Regions from separate parts of the Homo sapiens genome. Here regions 1, 2, 3 and 4 are each linked to region 5. A link is a loop called in an ENCODE intact Hi-C map of the cell type or tissue named here. Cell type or tissue: IMR-90. All regions are shown on one strand.

The links. Hi-C counts contacts between places; a loop is a spot of excess contacts. Peaks named below come from ENCODE experiments on the same cell type or tissue, not always from the same donor. Only the 100,000 strongest peaks of a DNase experiment are listed, where the experiment ranks them.
Region 1: it touches region 5 in a loop (7-fold over the local background); 90 of 110 quality-filtered maps call a loop at or near these places.
Region 2: it touches region 5 in a loop (4-fold over the local background); 3 of 110 quality-filtered maps call a loop at or near these places.
Region 3: a loop joins it to region 5, with 4 times the contacts of the local background. A loop is called at or near these places in 48 of 110 quality-filtered maps.
Region 4: it touches region 5 in a loop (9-fold over the local background); 91 of 110 quality-filtered maps call a loop at or near these places.

Annotation. Positions count from the first base shown.
Region 1 is chr11:8,031,090-8,036,089 of GRCh38, forward strand. It overlaps LOC124902627 (a long non-coding RNA gene), which reads right to left. Exons shown (of 2, transcript XR_007062581.1): 2 at 4,113-4,969. It also overlaps a transcript of TUB not described here. Among named protein-coding and RNA genes, the nearest start is that of CASC23, 17 kb to the left of the region's middle. RefSeq lists an enhancer at 4,586-5,000. In IMR-90, a CTCF peak has its summit at 2,261 (motif pointing right); a DNase peak (open chromatin) is centred at 2,312.
Region 2 is chr11:7,673,068-7,678,067 of GRCh38, forward strand. It overlaps CYB5R2 (cytochrome b5 reductase 2), which reads right to left and starts at 433. Exons shown (of 9, transcript NM_016229.5): 1 at 352-433. LOC105376533 (a long non-coding RNA gene) reads left to right here and starts at 3,393. Exons shown (of 11, transcript XR_007062576.1): 1 at 3,393-3,440. RefSeq lists enhancers at 46-95, 116-215 and a silencer at 736-945. In IMR-90, no CTCF peak of the experiment used is centred here; no DNase peak of the experiment used is centred here; H3K4me3 peaks cover 523 bases; H3K27me3 peaks cover 1,214 bases.
Region 3 is chr11:7,890,552-7,895,551 of GRCh38, forward strand. The region is part of intron 1 of LOC283299 (a long non-coding RNA gene); the gene reads right to left. Among named protein-coding and RNA genes, the nearest start is that of OR10A6, 38 kb to the right of the region's middle. In IMR-90, a CTCF peak has its summit at 2,403 (motif pointing right); DNase peaks (open chromatin) are centred at 1,720 and 2,420; H3K27ac peaks cover 1,310 bases.
Region 4 is chr11:8,004,523-8,009,522 of GRCh38, forward strand. No RefSeq gene overlaps it. Among named protein-coding and RNA genes, the nearest start is that of CASC23, 9.5 kb to the right of the region's middle. In IMR-90, a CTCF peak has its summit at 2,042 (motif pointing right); a DNase peak (open chromatin) is centred at 2,069.
Region 5 is chr11:8,097,380-8,102,379 of GRCh38, forward strand. TUB (TUB bipartite transcription factor) reads left to right here. Exons shown (of 12, transcript NM_177972.3): 7 at 1-46; 8 at 335-447; 9 at 1,379-1,496; 10 at 3,124-3,222; 11 at 3,447-3,618; 12 at 4,107-5,000. The coding sequence ends at 4,240. It also overlaps a transcript of RIC3 not described here. Among named protein-coding and RNA genes, the nearest start is that of TUB, 19 kb to the left of the region's middle. In IMR-90, a CTCF peak has its summit at 2,117 (motif pointing left); DNase peaks (open chromatin) are centred at 1,162 and 2,102; H3K27ac peaks cover 239 bases.

The DNA.
Region 1 (5,000 bases), 66 kb before region 5:
GTGTATCTGGGTGGGGTGTGTGCACAGGGGTGTGCCTGCCACCAAGGGCAGCCATGTAGATGTGTCCCAGTTGTGTGTGCTTCTATGGAAGCAGGTATGTATGGTGGAATTGACTGTGTGAACGGGGTGGGACTGGGGGGATCCTCTCTTTTGCCCTGCATTTGGTGGGGTCAAGAGGTAGGATTGGGAAGTGGAAGGAGGTCAGGTACACTGGCCCTTTCCTGGGCCCAAGATTACACTTAATGGGGGGCCACAGGCCTGCTTTCACAGGCACCTTGCCTGGGCAGTTTCTGGGAGGCTGGTGAGCTCTAAAAGCCCTAAAAGCACTCAAGGATTAAGCAGGAGCCCCTGTGCCTAGAGCTCCGCTTAGGTCGCTGAGCCAAAGAGACCCTGTGTGACCCTGGGCAGTGAGCTGTGGTGGGGTAGAGGACCCTTCCCTCCCTGCCAGGCCCAACCCATGGGAGTTGAGAGCGGGGACCTCGGTCTGCCGTGAGGTGAGGGGCTGTGGGGCAATCCGGGGCCGCATCAATGTTGGATGAGCCTGCACCTCCTCGATACCATCTTCCTTGGTCTCACTTTTAGTGTAACTGGAGAGCCCAGGGACCAGTCCGAGCTGGCCATGCGCGATCTGCTGGCAGTGGCCGCACCTGCGAGGGGACAGGAGCTGGGGTAGGGAGGCTGGCGCAGGCCCACGGCGTGTCCTGGAACAGCTTGGGGGCCACAGGGCCAGTCTCGCAGGGCAGGGGTCGATTCCAGTCTGGCCTCTGCTCGGGCCCTGGGTCCCGGTGCAGGGTTACTCCCCCGCCCCCCTCGGGCCACTTCGCCTTCCGCGGGGTGTCATCTGTCTGGCGGCGTGTCCTTGGGCCAGTTCGGTCCCATCCCCCTGCCTAGCTCTGGGAGTTTCCTGCTCGGGAAGGGGCTGGAGGGGCAGCAGCTGGACAGAGAGAGACCCCCTGGGGTAAGGAAGGGGAGCAGCCGCGACTGCACAGAGCCTCCCACTGCAGGTGAGTGTCCCGCCTGGGGAAAGGCCGGGAGCGCCTGGGGAAAGGCCTGGGGAAAGGCCGGGAGCGCAGGAGTGAGATTGGGGGTCCACAGTGGCCAAGCTTCTCCCCACCCTGGACTTTCCTACTCCAGTCCTGACCCTTTATAGCCTTGTGACACCACAAGTGCCGCCCCCACCCCCAACTACCACCAAGTATCGCCCTACAAGGCAGCAGTGAAGTAGGCTCGTAGCCGGTGAACACCTGGTACTTGTTGGCAGATGTTGGGATGAAGTTATTACTGCACTGTGGCCTCCATGATCAGCATGGACGGACACTCCTGTGGGCAGCAAGTTTGGATTGGATCAGTGAGCCATGGCGAGTGGGCAGCAGCCTGTTTTAAAAAACTGTTTATTGGAAAACAGACACATCTATCGGCTTAAATGTTGTCTATGGCTGCTTTCACACTACAACCTCAGATCTGGCCCTTCAAGAAAAAATTTTGCCGATGCCTGAGATATTCTCCCAGGGCATACTTCCCTTTAACCTACACGTGTTCATTCTCTTCCTCTCCCTCACACCTGGGCACCTATCCTCCCTCCTCCCTTTGCACCTCCCGCACATCTGGCTCACGCCAGGCTCTCCACACCTGGGAACATTTCTTTGGGGACCATTCACCTCACATCTGGTCACTATTCCTTCCTCTGGCAAGAGAGGAAATGACTGGGGCAACAATTTCAGAATCTAACAGGACAGCCGAGGGCTGAGGGAGGACCTTTGCCTGACCCCAAGTTGTCAGTGAGCCCCTCCCTAGGCTACAGGAGCAAGGCGAGTTAACTGCCGATGAGCACAGCTGCTCTGGGCCCCCAAATCTGTTTTGTCACCCGAGAGACTAAGCAGGCCAGTTCTGGGCATGGGCTTTCTGTCACTCCCTCTGTTGGCTGGTGACAGTGCTGAGGTCCCGATAGAGTGGTAGGGAGACCCTGCCGAACAGATAATTAGAGGGTGCCAATATGATCTGGGGGGGAACCTGGGAGACAGGGAGCTCCAGAGGCACCGCCCCTCGCCTGCCCGCTTCCCTGTCGCTTCCACACCCTGGGGCCCATCGTGCCCCACTTCCTCCAAGCCCCAAGCCTTTGCAAACAGAACAAAAGCCGTTTCCTTGGTTCCCTTTTGTACGTCTGAGTTCAGGGGTCCGTTTCAGGGCCTGGACTCCGGGAGACTCCGGGAAACTCCGGCGCCCGAAGACAGAGCTGCATTCCTGCTGTGCCGCCACAAGATGGCACTCTCTAGGTGTCCGCCCCAGTTTGAGCACTCCGGGAGTTTCTGACACTTGCTGGCCTTTCGCCCAGTTTCAGCCTGAAGATTGTGGTCAGACACACTCTGAATCCCACCAGGCTTGATTAGCTTTGCCTGCCCCCTGAGGCAGCTCATGGACTTCTTCAGACTCTGTAGTTCAGGACATATTGACCCCTTCTGAAGGGGCCCTCAGGAACTGCCTGCAGTGTAATTACCTGCCTGCTTATACTCCTCCCCACCAGGCACTCCTGAGAGCGGGACCGTCTTATTCTCCTCGGGGCCACCTGCCCCAACCCAGGGCCTGGCACGGCAGAGATGGCAGAGGTGTTTGGTGGGGTGTAATGTGTAAACAGCAGAGTGCTGCTGTCGTCATTCATCCCACCATAGTTTGTCTGGTGAATGCATTTTTAGTGTCAAGCTGCCTGAAGGAGAAGCCAGGGATAAAGACCCAAGCTCAGAATGTATCCTGGGGAGAGGGATTGGTTCACAGAGAGAAGCTGTCTTGCAGCCTTTCCCCCTCTGGCCTGGTTCTGGCTGTTGCCAGCATTCTAGGAGTTCTCTAGACGGGCTGAAACGCACCGCAGGGATACAGGGAGGGCCGGAGAATAGGCGTTTGTTTCCAGGTAGAATTTTGGGGCATACCCGGCCTTGTCTGGGAGCAATCAGGGACCAGAGGCAAGGGCTGCGATGGGCTCTGGGGCCTACTGTGGCCTCATCCCTCTCACCTGGCCCCAGCTCAGGCCATTCCAAGAGCCTCCCAGCCTAACAGCAACGTGTGGCTATCCAAGGGTCCCAGACAGAGGATTGGAGGGCTGCACCTGTGTTTAGGGGACAGCCACCCCTCCCCCTAAGCACCTGCTCTGACAGCATGGGATGATGTCAACAAGGGACTTCCATGAAGCCCAAGGGGGAAGGACAGTGGGAGTGGGGTCTGAGGTCTGGACTCTGCTTGAAGATTGACAATGATGGGTGGGAGTCCCTCACCCACTGTAAGCTCTAGGAAGAGGGTGAGCATTCCTGTTGATACTGTGGCCCATTGTGTTGGCAGAGTCCAGGCCAGTTTGTGCTCTTGGTGTGACCCCAGGAGGGAGTCCTTTGCTGGATCATCTACCTCATGGGCTGGTACTGACATGCAGGTGCGATTTCCCTGCCTAAAACAGGCTCCAGAGTAAGACTGGCATCGCTCACCAGGGTAATTATTGGTTTGGGTTCAATTTCCATTCAAAACAGTAATCCCAGCCTGAGCTGGGTGTCAGATCTGAAGGTTGATTATTAGTAACATTTATCAACAGCCTCTCTCAGCTTCAGGCAATTACAGCTCATCTGCCATTCCTGCTCCCAGTCATGCAAACTTGCCAGCTTCTTCCCTGCCCACCCCCTCCATTCCCCTCTCCCCTTCTTCTCCCATCTCCTCCCCTTAGCAGACAACCTGACGGAGGGCAGGAGGTGGGTGCCACCTTATGACTCACTATCACCCTGTATGGAGGGGGTCCATGTGCATGCTAGGCACCTGTGCTCCCCAGCAGCAATATTCATGTTGCAGTCTTGTGAAATCTGAATCTGATTCTATCAGAACTGAGGAGAATCTGTGAAGGGGACAGATGGGAACCCATGTCTCCCGGCTCCTTGTCGCATGATGCGTTTTCAATGGCACTGTGCTCCTTCCTGCTCCTGACTCAGTCTGTCCCTCCCCTCCAGGGCTGAGACTAGGGTGAGGCTAGAAAGACATTGACCTCAAGTGCAACATTCAAAGGACCTCGAACAAGCTCAGTAATTAAGATAAATGATATTTCAATATAGTATTTTTTTAAATCAAAATGAATGCAAAGCACATACAACAAAATCAAACCTTTAATAAAGACAAGATACAACACTGGATTTGCGGGCCTTGTATTGGCCTCACTTGCCTTACCCTAACTCCAGTCTTGTTTATCATGGACAGTTTTGCTTTGATTTGCTGGAAGTATTAAATTTCTTGGCTGCTGAGTTTTTTGGCAAATCTTTAAATTCTGCGCCTCAGGCGAGAGCTTTATTCAGCTTACCCTGGTGCTGGCCCCACTGCTCTCACTTCCCGCTGGGCCCTAACCTCCTGCTCCCTTCAGCTCTTACTGCCTACTGCCTCAGGCAGGGTGGCTCAGCTTCTCTCTTCGCAGGTGCCCAGGGCAGCAGGGGACCCAAAGGGCCCCTCCATGGGCTGTCTTCCAGGGTGCCCATCCTTCATTCCATCCCACTGGACCCTGCTTCAGCCGTCAGACACCTCAGGGAGGGCCTGCAGGTTGCCAGAGTAACTGCTGTGATAACTGGAGGACAGAACATGCTGGTCTTGCTCTGCTCGTAGAATCACATCCAGCCAGGGCTGGATGAGTGCAAGCAGGCACGCCTGACAGCGTCCCTGACACGCTGATCCAAAACGTCACTGGACATGCATGGAGGTGGAGAACATTCCATGTACCCACATTCCTCTAGGGGGAGGACAGCATGAGGCTGGAGGAAAACTGTGGTGATCTGTTTGTGACAGGGAGGTGAGACGCTGAAGTAGACATGGATGCTTCCTAACCAGCCTTCCGCAGAGGGTAGGTCTCATTCGCTGAAGGGCTTCTGTTCTGCTGAGCAGGGTCTGTCAGTAGGGGGGCACACCTGTCTCCAGAGAATACCCTCCTCCTGTCCTCCCCTGGCTGTGCTCCACTAGCCTAAAAGGTAAACAGACATTTTAGAAAGATC
Region 2 (5,000 bases), 420 kb before region 5:
CAGAGGGTAGGGAGGGGTCAGCTGCAGGTCACACAGGAAGGATGTTTCAGGCCCCTGGAGCAGGCAGCACACATGGCCTGGGGTGCTCAGGTCACTAGGCCCCTCCTGGCTACAGCCAAAGGTTCATACACTGGAAGTCCCTTCCTTGAGGTGAAGGGGGAGGACATCACCCCTAACACACAATCCGGAATGAGGGGCCCAGTCCCTAAAGACAGAACTAGGGTGCGTAGCTCTAAGAGGTGCCCCGTGACTTAGGGCCTGGGGACTCCCCAACAGTCTCCTGGACAGGGCGAAGGGGGCCTGGGCACTCAACTGCCAGAGACTCGGGAGCCTCCCCGCATCTGTCCCTACCCTACAAGGCCGCCCTGCTCCTCTCCCAACTCAAGCCCGACAGGGAAAGTTGCCTCTCCTCCCGCCGGGTCACTGGAGTCTCAGCCTTCCGGAATCCGAGCCGGCCCGCCCCACTCCCCGCCCTTCGCGGTCCCGCCCACGACCTCTCCCCACGCCTCCCGCTCCGGCCCCCAACCTCCCGGTCGGACGTTCGTTCCCGGCTCTAGCCGGCCTCCGCGCCTCTGGCCTCTTTCCTTCCGGCCGTCCCGACGGAGATATTTCTTCAATACTCCATAAATACACCCCGCCGCGGAACCCACCCGGAGTGAGACGCCCAACACGTCGTCGAACTGGGGTTGGCCGGGGGCCGCTCCCCGCCGCGGGCCCGCAGACTCGTGGCGTCGCCCCGCAGCTCCGCCTGGCCGACGGGGAACCGGCCGAGACCCGGACACGCACGCCCGGGAGGACAAAAGCGCGGGCGGACCCCGCAGGCTGGGACCCCGGCGGCTGGCCCGCTCCCCGAGAAGGGCCGTGGTCGGGGGGCTCTCACTCACGAGCCGCTGGCTCTGGGTCAGCCCTGCCCCCAGGGCAGCGCTCCATCATGAGGCTGGCGGGGCGCTGAGCCGTGGCGTCCTCGCTCCTGCGCTGCCCCTCTGCATCCTGGCCCCTTCCCTGCACACGCAGAGCTGCCACACTGAGCGCCCCTCAGCTTACTTAAGCTCGGCAAGGCTGGAGAAGGCCGTCTGGGTGACCGGGCGGAGGGGGATGCTGGGGAAGGAAGAATTCAGGCAGCTGCAAAGAGCGCGCGAATATATTCATTCGACATACCTCATGGGCGCCTACCCTGGGCCTGGTCCGGGGCGGGTGTTTGCGGGGTGGGGCCGAAGCAGGGGCGTCGCCGAGTTGAAGACGTGTACTCCGAGCGCTCCTGCGTTCATTCATTCGCTGGGTGGAGAGAGGAAGGACAAGAGCCCCGCGCCGATCGGAGGGGAGCAGAATAGTAGGCACAGTTAGAGGGTCTTCACGGTGCGTTTCGGAACCTTGGCTGCCCGGCTCGCCCTTGATTACAGGCAAAGGCAAATTCTTGCCTCAGGACCTGTGTGAAACAGAGAAGCCCAGAAGCAGATCCCCACCTGTTTGACTCTGCTAGGGCTGCTGTAACAAAGTGCCGCAGACTGAGCGGCTTAAACAACAAAAATTTATTGTCTCGCAGGTCTGGGGGCTGGAAGTCCAAAATCAAGGTGTGGGCAGAGTGGGTTCCTTCTGAGGGCTGTGAGGGAAGGATCTGTTCCATGCCTCTCCTAGGTTTGTAGGAGAGGGGCTAGGAGAAGGGGCATCTTCTTCCTATGTCTCCACATTTTCATCCCTCTGTGTGTGTCCCTGTGTCCAAATTTCCCCTTTTATGAAGACACCAGTCATATTCAATTAGGGTCCATCCTAATGACCTTGTTTTAACTTGATTACCTATGTAAAGGCTCTACCTTCAAATAAGGTCATATCCTTAGGTACTGGGGCTTAGGGCTTCAACATAAGAATCAGGGTGAAAACAATAACCCATAACACTTTACCAACCCTTCTCCCCAAGACACACACCACCACAGGCTCAAAAATTCTTGCTGTGTGAATGAATAAACAAACTTAATTTTCTCTCTTTGACTTAATCAAATGCCTTTACTTTTGATTTACCTGCAGGTGCTTGGTTATTATAGGCAGATATTTTAATTTTTGACAATGCGATAAGTGTAAAATGATGTATCAGGAATCCAATTTGCATTACCTAATAACTGCTAATAAGTTTGAGCACCTTTCATATATTTATTTCCCATGGAGTTTCCTTTTCAGAAAAAAAAAAATGCCTGCTCATAAATTTTGCTCATTTTTCTGTTGTCTTTTTCTTACTGATTTTTAGGGGTTTTATATGTTTTAGATATCCCTTCTTTGCCAGTTACATGAATTAGTAATGTTTTCTCGTAATTTGTAACTTATTCTTTCTTTTTTCTTTCTTTCTTTTCTGTCCCACCTTTTTGTGGTGTAGTCTGATGAATAGAAATTTGAATTGCAGTATAACCAAATATACCAATCTTCAATTTTTTTGCCGTTATGGTTAGTGATTTTTGTGACTTGTCTATTTCTACCCAAGCCCTTAAAGATATTCTATATTTTCCCCAACAAGATTTAAAGATTTTCCTTTCACATTTAAGTTTTTCAACCACTTGGAATTGATTTCTGTGTAGGATGTGAGGCAGGGATACAATTTCATTTTTCCATGTGGCTAATGTGTGTTTTTCAGTAACATTTATTGAATTGCTCACATCTGGCCACTGACCTGCAACTGACCTGCTACCCCTGGCCTATATCAGTTTTCATAGGTGTGTGAGTCTAGCTCCGGCCTCCCATTTCTCTTACATTATCTAGCTGCCCAACCTTGTCGCAATACTACACTGTTTTAGTTACGGTAGTTTACAACAAGTGTTTATGTCTTTCATTCTTATACATTCTTTAGATCTCAGGTCAGATATCACTCCCTTGGAGATGCCTGCTGTGATCCCCCAACTTAAGTACATGTACATATTATAATCTGTTAAGTTTAACTTAAAGCTGCCTCCTTAATGTTTTAGTTTCACCCTAAAAGTTTCTTCGTACATAGTGAACTGTAACCTACTCTTGTATCAATCATGGAAGTTTCAGCCCATTATAGGCAGCCAACTGTTCAGACTGTGTTCAGGTAAGGCAAATCATGAGCTGTAACCAATCCCGCTGTTTCTGTACCTCACTTATGTTTTCTGTACATCACTTTCCTGTTTCTGTCCATAAGTATTATGCAACCACGTGGCAGCCCCAGAGTTGCTCTGAACCTATTCTGGTTCTTAGGGTTGCCTGATTCATAACTTGATTTTTGCTCAATTAAACTCTGTTAAATTTAGTTTTTCTTTTCGTTTAACTATTCTATTCATAGCTTTTTTTTTCTTTTTTCAGAGACAGTCTCACTCTGTTGCCCAGGCTGGAGTACAATGGCACGATCATAGATCACTACAACCTTGAACTCCCCGGCTCAAGCTAGCCTCCAGCCTCAGCCTCTGAGTAGCAAGGACTGTTGCCATCATGCCTGGGTAATTTTTGTATTTTTTGTAGAGATAAGGGTCTCACTTTGTTGCCCAGGGTGGAGAGCAATGGCTATTCAGAAGTATGATCATTGCACAGTACAGCCTGGAACTCCTAGCCTCAAGGGATCTTTCCTCCTTGGCCTCCCAAAGTCCTGAGATTTTAGGTGTGAGCTACCACACACGGCCCTATTCATAGCTTTTACTTTCGTTTGTAATTGTGCATTTGAACAGTGCGTTATTGAATGACTGACTTTCACACTAGTCTGGAAGTTCCTTTATGGCAGACACCTTGTTTTCCTAGGGTTTAGCACACTGACTGTCACAAAGAAAGCATGCAATAAATATTTAATGAACAAATGAATGAATTCATCTCTGCCTTATGTGTGCATTTAGCACACATGATAGACACTCCATAAATACTTCTTCACCTAGGAGAGGAATAATCCTTTCCATCGCACTCTGTCCCCCTTCCTTGCTTAATTTGTCTCCATAAGACATAGCACCAGATGATATATTTTTTTACCTATACAACATATTTTACTTATTTGTTACATAGAATGTAAGTGTATTAATCCATTCTCATGCTGCTATAAGGACATACCCGAGACTGGCTAATTTACAGAGGAAAAAGATTTAATTGACTCACAGTTCAGCTTGGCTGGGGAGGCCTCAGGAAACTTATAAAATCATGGCGAAAGGGGAAGTGAACACATCCTTCTTCACATGGCAGCAGGAAAGAGAAGTGCTGAGCAAAAGGGGAAAAGCCCCTTATAAAACCATCAGATCTTGTAAGAGCTCACTCACTATCACAACAGCCTGAGGGGAATTGCCCTCATGATTCATGATTCAACCACCTCCCACTGGGTCCCTCCCACAATATATGGAGATTATGGGAACTACAATTCAAGTTGAAATTCGGATGAGGACACAGCCAAACCGTATCGTAAGCTTCATGAGGATAGGAGTTACTTTGTCTGTTTTAACTACTGCTATATCCCTAGAACAGTGTCTGGCAATTGGTAGATGCTCAATAAATACTTATTGCATGTATGTATGAATGAATGAACAAACATTGTTTTCCCCCTTGGACTCTGTCAAAAGCTTTTACTTGTAGCTTTGAAATCCGGAGGCACCTCACCTTTTCCTGTGGTTTTCTTAGTAGTTTGTTTCTACCCTTCATTCTTCCCTCTCATTTTCTCTGCCTGTTCCCTCTGTGTTATTAGAGAGGCAGATAGCAAGCACATTCTCTTTATTCATTCTTGGAGCAGGATAAAAGGCATTTTTCTGGGCTCCCAGTAATCTTGAAAGGGCAGTGATTCGCCTCTCTTCTCCTAACTCGTAAACACTGTAAATGTGTCCCTCACATGCTCATGTGCTGCCTGGATTTTGGCTCATTTTCTACTAATCCCCTGAAATAAACCATGAGCACAAGTCTCATGTCTGTAAATCCCCAGCTTGATAATAGGGCCTGGCAAGGGTAGGCTCTCAACAAGCGTTTGCTGAGGAAAAAAAAACAAAACAAGATGAACCTCTGTTGTCACTGTTTGAACATCTGTGAGACTCCAC
Region 3 (5,000 bases), 210 kb before region 5:
AAGTTTGGTCAACTTCTCTAGGTTCAGCAAGATTTTGTAACTATTACTGAAGTCTGTGGTGGCAAAGGGGCTCCGTGAAGGGAAACATCTGGATTTAAAGTAGACTTTAATTACATCTCACACCCCTGCTCTAGACCAATGTTTAAAACCCCAGGGAGAAGCTTAAAAGTGTGACTCCGTTTGAAACTCAGGAGTCATTTTAACCTAATTGCTCCCTTATAGCTTAAAGCTAACACCTAAGCCTTTAAGAATAAACTCATAGTCCCTGATTCCTGACTGTATTTGCCCTGAGTAAGTGCTCCCACAGGATCTGCACACTATCGCTAATTTCAGTAAATGTTTTCACGGTCTTGGCTGTAGAGTTAATGCCTAACAAGTTCCAGAGGAACCAATTTCCTGCTGGAGGAAACTTCCTTACCAAGTTTCCTAATTATTCCCAGTCATTGCCCTGTAGAATCCAACTGGCCAGGGGAGGCTGTTAATAGGCCACAGGTGACAGCTACAGTTAGGTTACCAAGGAAACAGATCAACCATGCAGAGAGCGATGTTTGACACAAGGAGACCAGGGACCCGTAAATACATGTATTTCCTGCTGCCTCTTGTTTCCTGAGGTGGGGGGAATCAGGACATACATCCTTCCTCTCAAAGTCATTGAGAAATTGACTATAGTGAATTCTCCCAGCCAACATTCTGAAACTTTTTGGTCTCAAGACTCCTTTATACTTCTAAAATTTCTAGAAAACCCCAAAGAGTTTTTGTTTATGAAGATTATAGCAATTCATATTTACTATATTCAATATTAAAACTAAGACATTTAAAAACATTTATTTAACTCATTCAAAAATAATAATAACTCCGTTACATGTTGACAGAAATAACAATTTTGATCAAAGATATTTAAAAGGATGTTATTGTTTTACATTTTTGCAAATCTCTTTAATATCTGGCTTAGAACACAGCTGAATTCTGTTTCTGCATTCAATCTGTTGTGATATAATGCATCATGTAGCTTCTGGAAGACTACTGTACATTCTTGGGCAAATGAGAGATAAAAGGCAAATAATATTTTTAAATTACTATGAAAATAATTTTGATCTCACAGTACTCATAAAAGTGTCTCAGGGTCTCCCAGAGGCCCCAAAACCAACTCTCAGGACAACTATTCTAAACAAAACCGCACTAAAAGATGGTCATTGAATAGCTTTATCTGAATGAAACACAAAGCAAAGCAATAGACCAAGAGACAAGTTTACAATTATGAAAGTGGGAGCATCTGTGCTCTGCTCTTCATATTTCTGCTACTTTCGGCCATCCTGACCTACAAGGACTTCCAGCCTCTTGTCCAGACATCCTTATAATGACATCTGGCCCTAACACCAAAAATAGATTTACTACAATTTTCTTTTGAAACAGTGACTTGAAATTCTATAAACTACCAAGTATCAGCAGTCCATAGAGTTTTTTAGCAAAGGCTACAATGTTAGCAAAAAGCAGGTAATATTTGGCAACAATAATCACAGAGACTGAACAAATTTTCATTCGTAATAAACGCCTGATTTTCCCCACCTTTATAAAGGCCTGTCTGAGAAGCCAAAAGATAGGGGAAACACGAACTTTCTAAAAAGAATTGCCCTTATGTACTTCCCAGAAGTGGTTGTATCTTATGCCCAAATTGCATACGCTGATGGGATGGATTCTTTGGATGCCAAAAGAGTTGCACAAGGACACGTGATGATCTCAGGCAGTGTGTCAGACCTCCAAGAACATCCAGTATTGATTTGAACAACTCTGCCCACAATCTCTGCTTAAGACCTATTATTCCAGGCATACAGTCTACCCAATCTGGCCACCTCTGTAAGGCTGTTTGAGCCTGAGCTACATATTGGAGACAAGATCTTAGTGCACAGTCACTAACGCAATGCCTGGGGCACTTAAGCCCAACATGGGGGTACTTTCAGTTCCTGTTCTTTTATCACATGAGAGACAGTAGAATACACCTACTAGTCAAAAGCACAAACTCTGAAGTCCAAGAAATCTGTGTTCTAGTCCTACCCTGTCACAAAATAATTTTGAATATTTGGACAAATTATTTAGTATCTTTCAGCTCCTTTGTCAAATGGTATTGTTGTGAAGATTAAATGAGTTCATACACGTAAGGGACTTAGTAAGGTATAGAGTATTCAATAAATACTGGCTATTTTTTTAAGGGACGGGGTCTCCCTATGTTGCCCAAGCTGGTCTGGAACTCCTGGGCTCAAGAGATCCTCCTGCCTCAACCTCCAAAAGTGCTGGGATCATAGGCATGAGCCACCATGCCTATAGAGATAAATGTTGGTAAACCATAAGCAAGTTTAATTCCCTGGACTTTCAGCCGTGAGAGTATAGCAATTACACACTGTAGCCATTAGATGGCAGTAAGAATTTAGTCTATCTTTTGGCATAAAGCGCCAACTATTTCCTGGAGTTTTTATTCATCTAGGGCTTGGAGGCTTCACCCTCAAGCTTCTTCTTAGATCCACTTCCTTTGTCCTTGCTACCCTGTCCCCTGGTCTCTTAATTTGAACTGCTTGGTCTCTGGAAGCCCTGTAACATCATGGGTCTCTACTCTTCCCTCTGGTTTGCACATACTACATCCATTTGTGTCTGTCTCTTCCTCAGATACAAACCACATCAGCACAGGGCCTGTGCCACACTGATTCAATCTCTCTCCTCTATTGGATTTTTTTCATGGGACTTCAAACATTCTGCAATCTCTCCAGCTTAAGAAGATCCTCCCTGGATCAGGCAGCCCTCTCTAGGTATTGCTTTCTAACTCTGTCCCCACAATTCAGACCTCCGTTTTGAGCCTGACCTATATACCCCAGCTATCTATTTGACTGATTTCATGCAGGCATCTGACACCTTAGTCATTCAAAACTGGATTTCACCCCCAAAAGCCCTCTCTTCCAGCAATCCATATCTCAACAAATGGAACCCCCATCCACTCTCTCCTCCAACCAGAAAGGTAGGCTTATCCCTGACACCTTTCTCCTACCCTCTCCCCACATATAATCCTTACCAAGTCCTGTCAATTTGATTTCTTAAATATGGGTATAAACTTTCACATTGCTGCCTTTCCACTGCAGAGGTGTCAGGGATAAGCCCACCTTTCTTGTTGGAGCAGAGAGTGGATGGGGGTTCCATTTGTCGAGGTAAGGAACACTGGAAGGGAAGGCTTAGTCCAAGCTAAGCTAAGGTGAAAGTCCTACTCTCAGCTGGGCCACAGCAATTGCCACTGCCTTGTCTATTATCTTCTCAGCAGCCAGAATGATGTTTTAAAATACAAATTTGGCCATGTGACTACTCAGTGTTAAACCTTTCCCTGGCCACCTATTGCTAGTAGGTGAAGTTCAAAGTTCTTATTGTACCTACAAGGCTTTGCACAGTCTGCCTTCAGCTTATCGCTCCACCCTACTCCTCCCTCTCCCTCTCCAGCCCTCTCCCGTTCCTGAAGTGGCATCAAGCTCCTTCATATTCATACCTTCAAACACTTTATTCCTTCCAGATGAACTGCTCCCTCCTCCACAGCTGGGCCTGGCTAACTCCCATCATCCTTTAAGACTCCATTTAAGTGTTACTTTCTCAGGGAGGCCTTCTCTGTCCTCAGCACCACTCCTCTCCCTGCCACCCCTCCAGGTTAGATAAGTTCTTCCTATTATAATCTCAAGGTATTTTGTGTTTTTTCTTTATAACAGTTATCACAATTATAATTATGTTTCGTTATGTATTTATCTAATAATCCTCTCTCTCATTAGACTATCTTGCTTATCTTTGTGTTCCCAGCACCTGGCACAGTGCCTAGTACATAAAAATCATTCAACAAACATTGTTGGTTAAAGATTAAATGGCTTTTTTTCCTCAAACTGGCCATTCTCACTCTCACAGTGTCTTGGCAGAAACTGCTAGAAAGTAACAGCCCAACACACACACACACATACACACACACACACACACACGCACACAGAGAAAGAAAGAGAGACATGCACCAAATATAGTCTCTATACAAATAACACTCATCCTTCACTACTTAATTCAAATGTCACGTCAACAATGCAACCATAAGAAAAAACTAAAAGTAGACATTGGCTTTGGGATGGGAGAAAGGACAGAATCAGCAAGCATCTTGAGGATATTGCTGATGAAAGTTTGAAGAGCTTCAAGGAGACGGTTGATATAGAACTTGCAGACAGTGAGGAAAATGTTATCAGATGCTGGATTAAAGAACACCCAAAAGATGCCTTGGCCAAACAGTTAACAAAATCATCACTGCAGCAATGTAGAAAATAAAAAAATATATCAATAAAATGGCAGATCTGACTAAGGATATTCCCAGGCAGAATATCATAAGAGCTGATTTCTTTTAGCTGCATATAATAAAATACTAGTAGAGAAAAATAAGCTAAAGAACAAACTATTCAGTTTTTTAACAGAATATGGAGAAAATGTAAAGGATCCGGAACTTGCTATATTCAAAATAAATATGTCCGTCATTCCCAGTCTCTTCCAGTGAATGATTTTGAAAGAAAGAAATGGTTTGGGGGCAAAGATCAAATTCAGGGAGTGGTTTGTAAGACCCTTTGTTAAAACCTTAGAAAAACCTTTAACAAAAAAGAACTCCATCCTGCCTGATCAACAGAATACTGTGGAAGTCACATTGCTCCAGTTTCTTGGATCAGACCTTGAGTGACTGGCAGATTCCAGAATACTCAAACACTCACCATGGTATGTGTCATTTTTAAAAGGAGGGGTTGGGAGAGTTTGTGTGTAAATTTTCTGTTGATGATCCCCACTAAAGACTTGCTAGGTCTTCTCAACAGTTCATTACTGTAATGAACAACCAAGTTATTTGCCTTGAGCCTGGTCAGGAGTCTCCTGAAATAGCAAAGTTATGTTAATGAAAACAGTGAAATGATAAAGTCATCTTAATGTAGATGGTAAGTTATATGGGTTTGGTAGTTTGG
Region 4 (5,000 bases), 93 kb before region 5:
CCAGGATCTGTGCTTCCATCTGGATCAGGTGAAGCACACACAGTGAGACTGTCTTTTTGCTCTCTGCAGGGGTGGGCACAGGATCCCTCTGTTCCTGTTGCTAAATTGGTCTGCTGGAGGACTGCACTATATTCTGACCACCTCTGTAAGGGACAAGGGATATGTATGACCTTACAATGACTTTGGTGTGCTCTCTATTAGGGCCAGACAGGGAGGGCAAACCAGCTCACAAAAATCTCAGTCTCCTTTTTTGAACAATGATATTTTTATTGTTATGAGTAACATTTATCTTTAAGGATTGGAAAATATAGAAAAAAGAGAAAGAAAAAAATAGAAATAATTCAAATTTGCCCTCAACGATCATTATTGTTAACATGTTGTGCCAATCCCTTTTCTCTACAAACAACTTTTTTTAAAACAGTGTTTTGAATTTTCTATTTTGGCTTTTTTTAAACTAAACATTTTAGAATGATTATTATCCAGGTCATTAAATCTTCAAAAACCTTATTTTAAATAGTTTTATAGGTTCCTGTTATACGGGTAAACTATGATTTACTTAAGTGATTTTTTAGTGTTGGGCATATGGGTTCTTTCTGATTTTGTGCTAATAGATATCTTCCATGGTCGACAACTGTGTGCAGACATAAATGTCTGAGTTTCTGCTTCTTTAGGTCAATCTCTCTTCCCTGCTGTGTGTCATACTTTGTGTCCTGGGAAGCCCATGTCGTGCTGCTCAACTTCTGGGTTTGAAGGAGACCATCAGGAAAATGCACCTGTGGCTCTGCATGCCCCCTTTCCACAGGATTCAGACACTACGGACGGAGGGCATGGGAAACTGAGAAGGGACCAGAGACAATATTATTCCACTTTTTGCCCTCCAAGGCCCATACCATAAACCTCCCCAACTCCTCCATTGCCCAAGCCAGAGCCCTCATGAAAATGAACTCAATCAAATTAACTTTTGAAGAGTAAACGAGATTCTAGGGACGTGGGAACCTGATCGCACTTCCTTTTTCCCACCCACAATCTATGGCCACTCCTGAGCCTGTGGGCTGCTTGAAGGCAAGTGAGGCCTTGACCTCTGCTGGAATCCTAAGAGAGAGAATTATTTAGAGTCTCATGGGTCAGGAGAGTCCTGGGAGGCCAGTACAGAGGGTTTCTAGCAAGGACCAGAAAGCTATAAAGCTGGGAAGAATGTGGCCCACAGAGATCTTTGGACCCATGAAGGGAAGCAAGTGTGGGGGTCTTGCTGGATTCTTGCTCTGGCAAGAAGGATTGAACAGGTAAACTGAGTCTTCCCTGCCCTGACACAGGACAGTGTAATGAGACAAGGGCTTCAGCAGGGCACTGGTGTCTTACCTGGTTCTGCCCCATCCATCCCAGATAGACTATTTCCCCTCCCAGCACCCACAGAGCTGCCAACAACAGCCAGACTCAACCCCAACAAGCTTCACTCCACTCTCCTTAGAACATCGAGGAATCAGTTCTTACTGAAAGTTTACTTGGTGCAGCCTATAACTGTGACTTCAGGTTCTGAGCATATCTGATGAAGAAATTAGCATTTTCCCCACATACTAGATATAGTCAGCATTTCCAGGAGTGTTCAAAGAGAACCCAGGTTGTTTAAGATAGAAATCTAATTGCCAGCACTGACTTGCTTCTCGTTGCAGAGTCTAGGAATCCATGCATGCTCAGTAATGCAAGTACTTGCAAGCTGACAAAATTCCATTTGTTTGTCCCCCTTATTCCCCTTATCACCAGCGAAGTCTCCCAGAAGGCAAGCAGTTGCCTATGGCGATGATCTAAGCTGTGAATTAGATGTTTGTCCCACAATAGTTTGTCTGATCCATCTTGTCTGTCAGTCCTGTGAAGGTATTTTCTGTCTCATTAGGGTCTTCCAGTACTTTGCTTAAGTTTTGTCCCATGATGATGGTCATCAATTTTATAATGGTCTCTGTCCCACAATGTTGGTCCCAACTATAACAGGCCACCAGTCTCAGGAGCATTGCTCTATGCCAGAGGCTTTCTGAGTCATGGCCACTAGAGGACACCCTTACACCACTTAAAGGCCAAAGGTTGCCAGTGGCATTCCCTTAGTTCCTGAGCTGTTTTCTGAGGGCCTGCCCAGAGAAAGCACCTTCTGCTTTGGAGAGGTCAGGATGGTGCCAAAAAAGTGACCAAAGCTTTTGGAGCTGCTTCCCTTGGCCACCTTTGAGCCACAGAGTGATGAAACCAAACCATCTTCCTCTATCCCCACCCCCAAAATCACTCCAAATAAACACATAGTATTTCTAAACTTGGTTTGATAACACAGTTTCAAGTAAATCTATGGCCCACTCCCCTTCCAATCAGATTATAATCTGCAAACCCCTCTATACAGAAATTCTGGAGCTGCTGTTGCCCAGGAGAAACCCTAGCTCAGGACCTGACAACCAAAATGAGGTTCCTGGAGCTTTCCTTCCAGGGAAAGGGTGATGCTTATAAGAGAACCTGGACTTTCCACATGGTACTAGAGTTCTGGACAGGAAAGTGAGGGACTCTTGCCAAATTCTGGAGGTTAGAGAAGTGAGAGGTACAAGATAGGATCCTGTCCAATGGTCCCAGTAAAATTGCTTTGTTGATTGGAAGTGCAAGGGATAGACAGAGGTAATGGTTAGCTGACAATGGGAGCCCCAGATTTAGATATAAAAATTCAGCTGGAGGGAGGACATAGTTTGGGTCCCCTTGCAACAGAACATGTGGCAAAGACTTGGGGAAAAATAGTTTACGTGTGAGGTGATCTGCATTTGATTCCTATGGTTACCATAATAAGTACAACAGTTCACCCTTATCCATGCGGGATACATTCCAAGACCCCCAGTGGATACCTGAAGCCATGGATGGTATCGAACTCTATATATACTGTGTTTTTTCATAAACATACATACCTATGATAAAGTTTAATTTATAAATTAGGCACAGTAAGACATTAACAACAATAACTAATATAAAACAGAACAATTATAACAATATACTGTAATAAAAGTTATGTGGATGTAGTGTCTCTCTTTCTCCCCCCCCCCCAGCCTCTCAAAATAACTGTACTGTACTGCATGTAACTGAAACTGCAGAAAGCAAAACCATGGATAAAACCATGAATAAGAGGGGGCTGTTGTATCATAAATTTGGTGGCTTAAGACAACAGAAATCTATTTTTTCAGTCTTGGAGGCTAGAAGTCTGAGATCAAGGAACGGTCTTTGATACTGCCCCCAAAGCCTTTATTTTTTTTTATTTTATCTATTTATTTTTTTGAGATGGAGTTTCACTCTTGTTGCCCAGGCTGGAGTGCAATGGCACAATCTCAGCTCACCACAACCTCTGCCTCCTGGGTTCAAGCGATTCTCCTGGCTCAGCCTCCTGAGTAGCTGGGATTACAGGCATGTGTCACCATGCCTGGCTAATTTCTTGTGTTTTTAGTAGGGATGGGGTTTCTCCATGTTGGTCAGGCTGGTCTCAAACTCCCAACCTCAGGTGATCCGCCCGCCTCAGCCTCCCAAAGTGCTGGGATTATAGGCATGAGCCACCGCGCCCAGCCAGGACTTCAACATATCTTTTAAGGGGGACAAAACTAACCCATAATATGATCTTAGAAGTAAAAGCAAATGGAGACTAGGATGGGAAGAACTTAATGCAACTGAAGGTATCAAGCTGGTTATTTCTGCAGCAACAGGGACTCAGTCCCACTGAGGAACCTCCAAGGAGCCATGTGACATACCCCTCAGAATTCTCCCACTGAGGGACTGGAAGGCTGGGGAATTTAGCCTGTTACCCCACTGGCTGAAGAATTCTCCTGGGAGGCTGGCTAACTTCCTCATATTTAGAGGCTACAACTACAGTAGGGCTGCATCCTTCCCTAGCTAATTAAGAGAGATTGAGGTGCGATGTGAGCCCTGCGTGTGGGGCTGTCCACCGCCACAGTGCTGAAATCAAGGAGGCACCCCCAGTGTTAGAGAGGGTACCCCCCTTACACTGCTCAGATCTGCTCCTCCCCCACAGCAAGTCCACACTATCACTGACTCTTTTAGAGTGTGGACTCTTTACGAGTATGCAAGCTCTTAAAAAAAGAAAAGGGACTTTCAGGAGTAGAATTAGTGGAATAAACTATAGTCGCCTGTGGCAGCTGGTCCTCAGCCACAATTAATATTCATCATCTCCCCGCTCCCCCTCCAACCCACCAATTCCAGATTTCTTTCATGCCTGGTCAACACTAAAGTTGGTCTGGGCTGCTCTTCCTGAGGGCCTGGGCCCTTGACTGTCTTGCCACTACCCTACTTTGTTGGCTGTGGTTGGCTATGCACCATTATCCCTCAGCATGAAGGCACCAAAAGACACTCCAGCGACCAAGTTTCAGATGAATCCTCCCTGCCTCATTATGCAACAGCCACTTTAGCTTCTCAGAATGGGGGTTGATTGCCAGCTCCAATATGGTAACTTTTCTTATCTGATGGTCCACTCGCAGGAGGAGCCCAAAGTGACCCAGCAATAGAGTCAATGGAAAACTTCTCATGTTAACCAGTGGAAGATTTCTTCCTGAGAATCAGGACCTCTGTTGCAATGAAGCCTGCTGCAGAAATGGGAAGCACAGTTTCTGCAAGGAGCTGGCTGGGGTGATGATGAAAGGGGCCAGTACTATTTCTACCTGTTGGTTACTCTGGCCCTGTGTGTTCCAACACAGCACTGTATATCATCTGATAGTTTAGTGCATATACTACAACTTGGAGGACAGTGACCCAACCCACAGGGTGTCATCCCAAAGCTGGCTCCTTCCCTGGGCTTTAATAAGCCACTCCCACTTTCTACCCCTTGTTTACAAATAATCCAATATATTAGAAGACTCATTTTTTTTTTACAAGACCATTTTCATGATCCTTTATCATAAAATAGACACTTGAGCTGAGACTTCATTATGCAGGATCCCATGCCGATAAATTAGATACTCTATAGCCGGGCGCAGTGGCTC
Region 5 (5,000 bases):
GTACCCCACCTACTTTCTGCACCTGGACCGTGAGGATGGGAAGAAGGTAAGGTTGGTCTGGGCATGTTATCATCTAGGCTTTACAGCCCTTTGAAATCCTAGGGGCTGAAATGTGACTGGAAGTCTCATATCTACCACTGACCTCTCAGTTCCTCAAAGAAACTGCCTTCGTGTCTGGTCTGTGCACATCTTTGTGTTTTCCAGTGCATTTGTGTGTGTGCACATATGTGCGTTTGGGAGCTGACGCAACGGAGAGAGTCTGTGTGAGTGGCTCTCATGACTGTGTGCAGACCAGAGGCTGAGTCTGGAATATGACCTCATTCCACTCCCCAAGGTGTTCCTCCTGGCGGGAAGGAAGAGAAAGAAGAGTAAAACTTCCAATTACCTCATCTCTGTGGACCCAACAGACTTGTCTCGAGGAGGGGACAGCTATATCGGGAAACTGCGGTACTAGCATTCCCCCAGGAAGCAGGCGGGAGTGGGAGGGAGGGGCAGGGGCAAGCTGTCTGTAGAGGGCCTGAATCTTCCTGAAGGAGATCTAGGCCAGGGATGGATACTCTCCCAGGATCCTCTCTGATAATCACATCCAACTGGAGGCCTATGTCTATGCCAGCCTAGAGCCAGACTTGGAGATGGGAATCACACACCCGACCCCAAGCTGTTCCCAGGAGGTGGGTGCAGGCCCACCAAGAGTGATGGATCCAACCCCAGGGTGTCACTGATAACGCAGGCCACCATGGAAGAGTTGCCTTGGCTCCATGGTCAATGCCAAGGGACAGGGCTGAGAGTGAGCTCTTGAGGGAAGAGACACACAGCAATCTTGGGGGTGGGGGGCAGTGGTGAAGGGGCAGGAAGGCTCTGAGCCTAGGCCTCCAGGTGGGGGCAGTGGGGAGGTAGGGTTTGCTGAGGAACTGAGTACCAGATTTGGGGAGCATAAATAAAGATGAGAGGTCAGGAGCTAAAGCTGGAGATGGGGCTGGACTGAGACTTAGGCTGGCTGCGACAGAGGAGATCTCATCCTCTCTCCACGGGTGCTAAGCCTCTTCCACTGTCTTATCAGATGCCATTCTGTTTGCTCACCTCCCATGAGGAGAACTCCCATGTTCCCCCAGATAAATCTTCTGAAGAATCCTGATTGACCTCCCTGAATTGCTCTCACTGAACTGAAATGCACTTTGAGTCAACTCAGAGCAAGTCCAGGCCTTCTGCCCACGAAGTGTCTTCAAAGATGTGGATTCAGTGAGCAGTATGCCTCCCTGGGCCTGCTCCTGTTCCAGCCCAGAATGTTTTGCAGGCTCCTCATAGGACAGACGATGAGCTGTTCCCTGCTCTGGGGCAGAGGGTGCATGACTCTATACTGATTGTGCCTTTATTTCAGGTCCAACTTGATGGGCACCAAGTTCACTGTTTATGACAATGGAGTCAACCCTCAGAAGGCCTCATCCTCCACTTTGGAAAGTGGAACCTTACGTCAGGAGCTGGCAGCTGTGTGCTACGTGAGTCCTAGGTTCGGGGGTCTCTGATTTCCAAGGTAGATATGAAATCCAGGACTTGATGCCTGATCTAGGGGCTATCCCATCCATCTTAGTGGGTAGACAAGGCTGTGTGGAGAGGGGCTGTCCTCTGTGGAGTGTTCCTGGCCTAGGACAGGGGCTCTGGCTCTCTCCTCCTGACTTCAGAGCTCACACCACAGCCGGCCATCTGCTTGGGGAGCTCAGAAAACCAGGCCTGGCTCTCTGCAGTCCAGGCCAGGAGTCTCTTAGACAGAAGGAGACGGTCGCCCTGGGTTCTTGTCTGTGCATTTCCCAGATCATCCCTCTGGCATGCCAGGTTCTACATGGATTACACGGCACTTTGTCATCTCACTGAACGTTCAACCTAAGAGGTAGATCCTATTTTCTTTATAGATGAGGAAACTGAAGCTCAGCTGCAGATGTCACACAGCTCAAAAACGACCAAACTGGAATATAAATATAGGGGATTACTCTACCCCTTTGAACCTTTTTCTTCATTTTTAAAATCAGGGGTGGGTATCTCATCAACCTGGGCATGGGCACTTCTTGGAGGCCATCAGTAAGTAATCCACAGCTACTTTGTATGATCCTGTGGTGCCACCTGCTGACCAGTTTTGGGGAGGCAGCCTGAGTCTTCAAGTTCTTACTGAGCTCCAACTAAGCATATTGTTTGAGGCACTAAGGATATAGTAATGAACAGACATAAATGTATACCTTTATGGGACTTAAAGCCCTAGCAGGGCAGACAAGCTATGAAACAGATCTATCAGTGAAGTAAGTATGTTCTTTATAAACACTAAGAAGAAAAAGTAGGGGAGGGGAGATAAGAAATGTCAAGGTATGTGTGAGAATTTCAGAATGGCAGGGAGGGCGTCACTGAGGTAGCTCTTGAGTAAAGACCAGAAGGAAGTGAAAAACAGCAGTGTACGTGTCTAGGGGACACAGTGAGGACAAAAGTCCTGAATGCCTGGCATGAAGAAGGAATGGAGTGGATACCAGGCAGTAAATGGTGAGGAGAGGAAGGTCATGGGGCCACGTGCAGGTGAAGTCACATCTCCAGCTTTAACTTGGAGTGAGCTGGAGAGCCACTGGAGAGTTCTGAGCAGAGGAGAAAGATCATCTGACTTAATGTGCCTGAGCACTGGCTGCTGTGTTGAGAACAGATGGTGGGAAGGAGGAATAGGAGGGCCAACAACAGAAACCAGGAGTCCAGGCAAAGGCTGTTAGAATGATCTTGGTGAGAGAAGCTAGTGGTGAAAAGTGGTGGAAGTCTGGGTATAATTGGAAGGTGGAGCTGACAGAAACTGCTGATGGATTAGACGTAGGATGTAGAAGAGAGGACTCGAGTGTGACCAAGTAGTTTGCCGGAGCGAGTGGAAGAACAGCATTGCCGTGAGCAGAAGCAAGGATGACGCATAAGAGGAGCTAGTTCTGGCAGGGTAGAGACCCAGGGGCTCAGTTCTGGCCGTGTTAGGTTTAGAGGGATGTGTGTTAGACTTCGGAGTGGAGATGGTGGGAACTAGCTCTTCCTCTTTATTCCCGTCCCCCCCACCTTCTCCAGTAGGTAAATAGACGCCTCAGGTGGCCAGTGTTGCGTTCTCTTTCCCAGGAGACAAACGTCTTAGGCTTCAAGGGGCCTCGGAAGATGAGCGTGATTGTCCCAGGCATGAACATGGTTCATGAGAGAGTCTCTATCCGCCCCCGCAACGTGAGTGTCTACCCCTTCCTCCCCTCTTTCCCCATCATCCTAGTCTCTGCATGAGCTTCTAAGGGCAGAACTCCAGCTGATGTGTGTATGTGGAGGGGTACCATGTGAGAAAGCCCTGGAGGTCTAGGGAAATCCAAGGACCCCCATTCCCGGGATAGATCCCTTTCTGGGGTGGTCATGGTGCCAAAGGCCTGGGCCTGGCTCAGGTGAGGCTGCCCTCCCAGGAGCATGAGACACTGCTAGCACGCTGGCAGAATAAGAACACGGAGAGTATCATCGAGCTGCAAAACAAGACACCTGTCTGGAATGATGACACACAGTCCTATGTACTCAACTTCCATGGGCGCGTCACACAGGCCTCCGTGAAGAACTTCCAGATCATCCATGGCAATGACCGTGAGTGTTTCTGTCCCTACTCATTATGGTCCGTAGGATACCCAAGGCCCTTAGCGTAGGGTTCAGCCCACCTAGCCCTGCCTACACTGGCTAGAGTTTAAGAATGTGAGCTATACAGCTAAGGTTAGATGTATGGAACTTTCTAACCCTAATGACTGGGAGGTCCTGGAAGAACCTTCTTTGCAGCCCTGGTCCTAGATTCTGTGTATTCAACGGAGTCTCAGGCACGGGAACACCCTTTAAAAGGACTTTTCCTCTTTTCTGTCCCCTGGTGTTCACATGCATCTTACTTTGTCCTTTGCCATCTGCCACCTCTTTCCTGCCACTTCTCCCAATTGGCCTTTGTTTTACTTCCCTTTGTGATTCCCCTGGCATCTCTGCTTCTCACTTGTTCTTCCCTCATGTGGTTTGGGTGTCTGTCTATCCTTCCCTGGCTCTACCATTCCTGTCCTGTCCTTTTCTCTGTCTGTGCCTGTGCTTGGCCCCAGCGGACTACATCGTGATGCAGTTTGGCCGGGTAGCAGAGGATGTGTTCACCATGGATTACAACTACCCGCTGTGTGCACTGCAGGCCTTTGCCATTGCCCTGTCCAGCTTCGACAGCAAGCTGGCGTGCGAGTAGAGGCCTCTTCGTGCCCTTTGGGGTTGCCCAGCCTGGAGCGGAGCTTGCCTGCCTGCCTGTGGAGACAGCCCTGCCTATCCTCTGTATATAGGCCTTCCGCCAGATGAAGCTTTGGCCCTCAGTGGGCTCCCTGGCCCAGCCAGCCAGGAACTGGCTCCTTTGCCTCTGCTACTGAGGCAGGGGAGTAGTGGAGAGCGGGTGGGTGGGTGTGAAGGGATGAGAATAATTCTTTCCATGCCACGAGATCAACACACACTCCCACCCTTGGGGTAGTAGTGTGTTGTAGTCGTACTTACCAAGCTGAGCAACCTCTTCAGCTGGGAAGGCCGCAAGAGGCATAGAGGGAGAGGAAGCACACTGCAGGGCTGCTGTGGCCCAGTCGTCCGCTCAGCCAAGGAGTCAGATGGCAATGGGTACTCCAGCAGGTAGGGGCACAGTGAATGTGTGTATGTATGAAGGCCACATCAACTTTATGTAGCAAAGGGCTTGGTGGCCAAGCCTGGCCCTTAAACAACTGCAGAAAGCCCTTCAACTTCAGAAGGCCTCACTCAAGCCTGAGAGAAGTTGGGAGGGTGGTGGGGACAGGTAAGTGGCAGGACCCTGTCAGGATTGCAGGTGCCTGGCTTGCTGTGGCTATGGGAATCAGCTGGTGGCTAGGTTTCTAGCGCATTTGATTTCTCCAGGTTTGCTGTGTCTCACAGAGGCAGTAGGAACCCAGCTCTCAGGGCTGTCTTGGTGGATGGGCCCTGCAAGACACAGG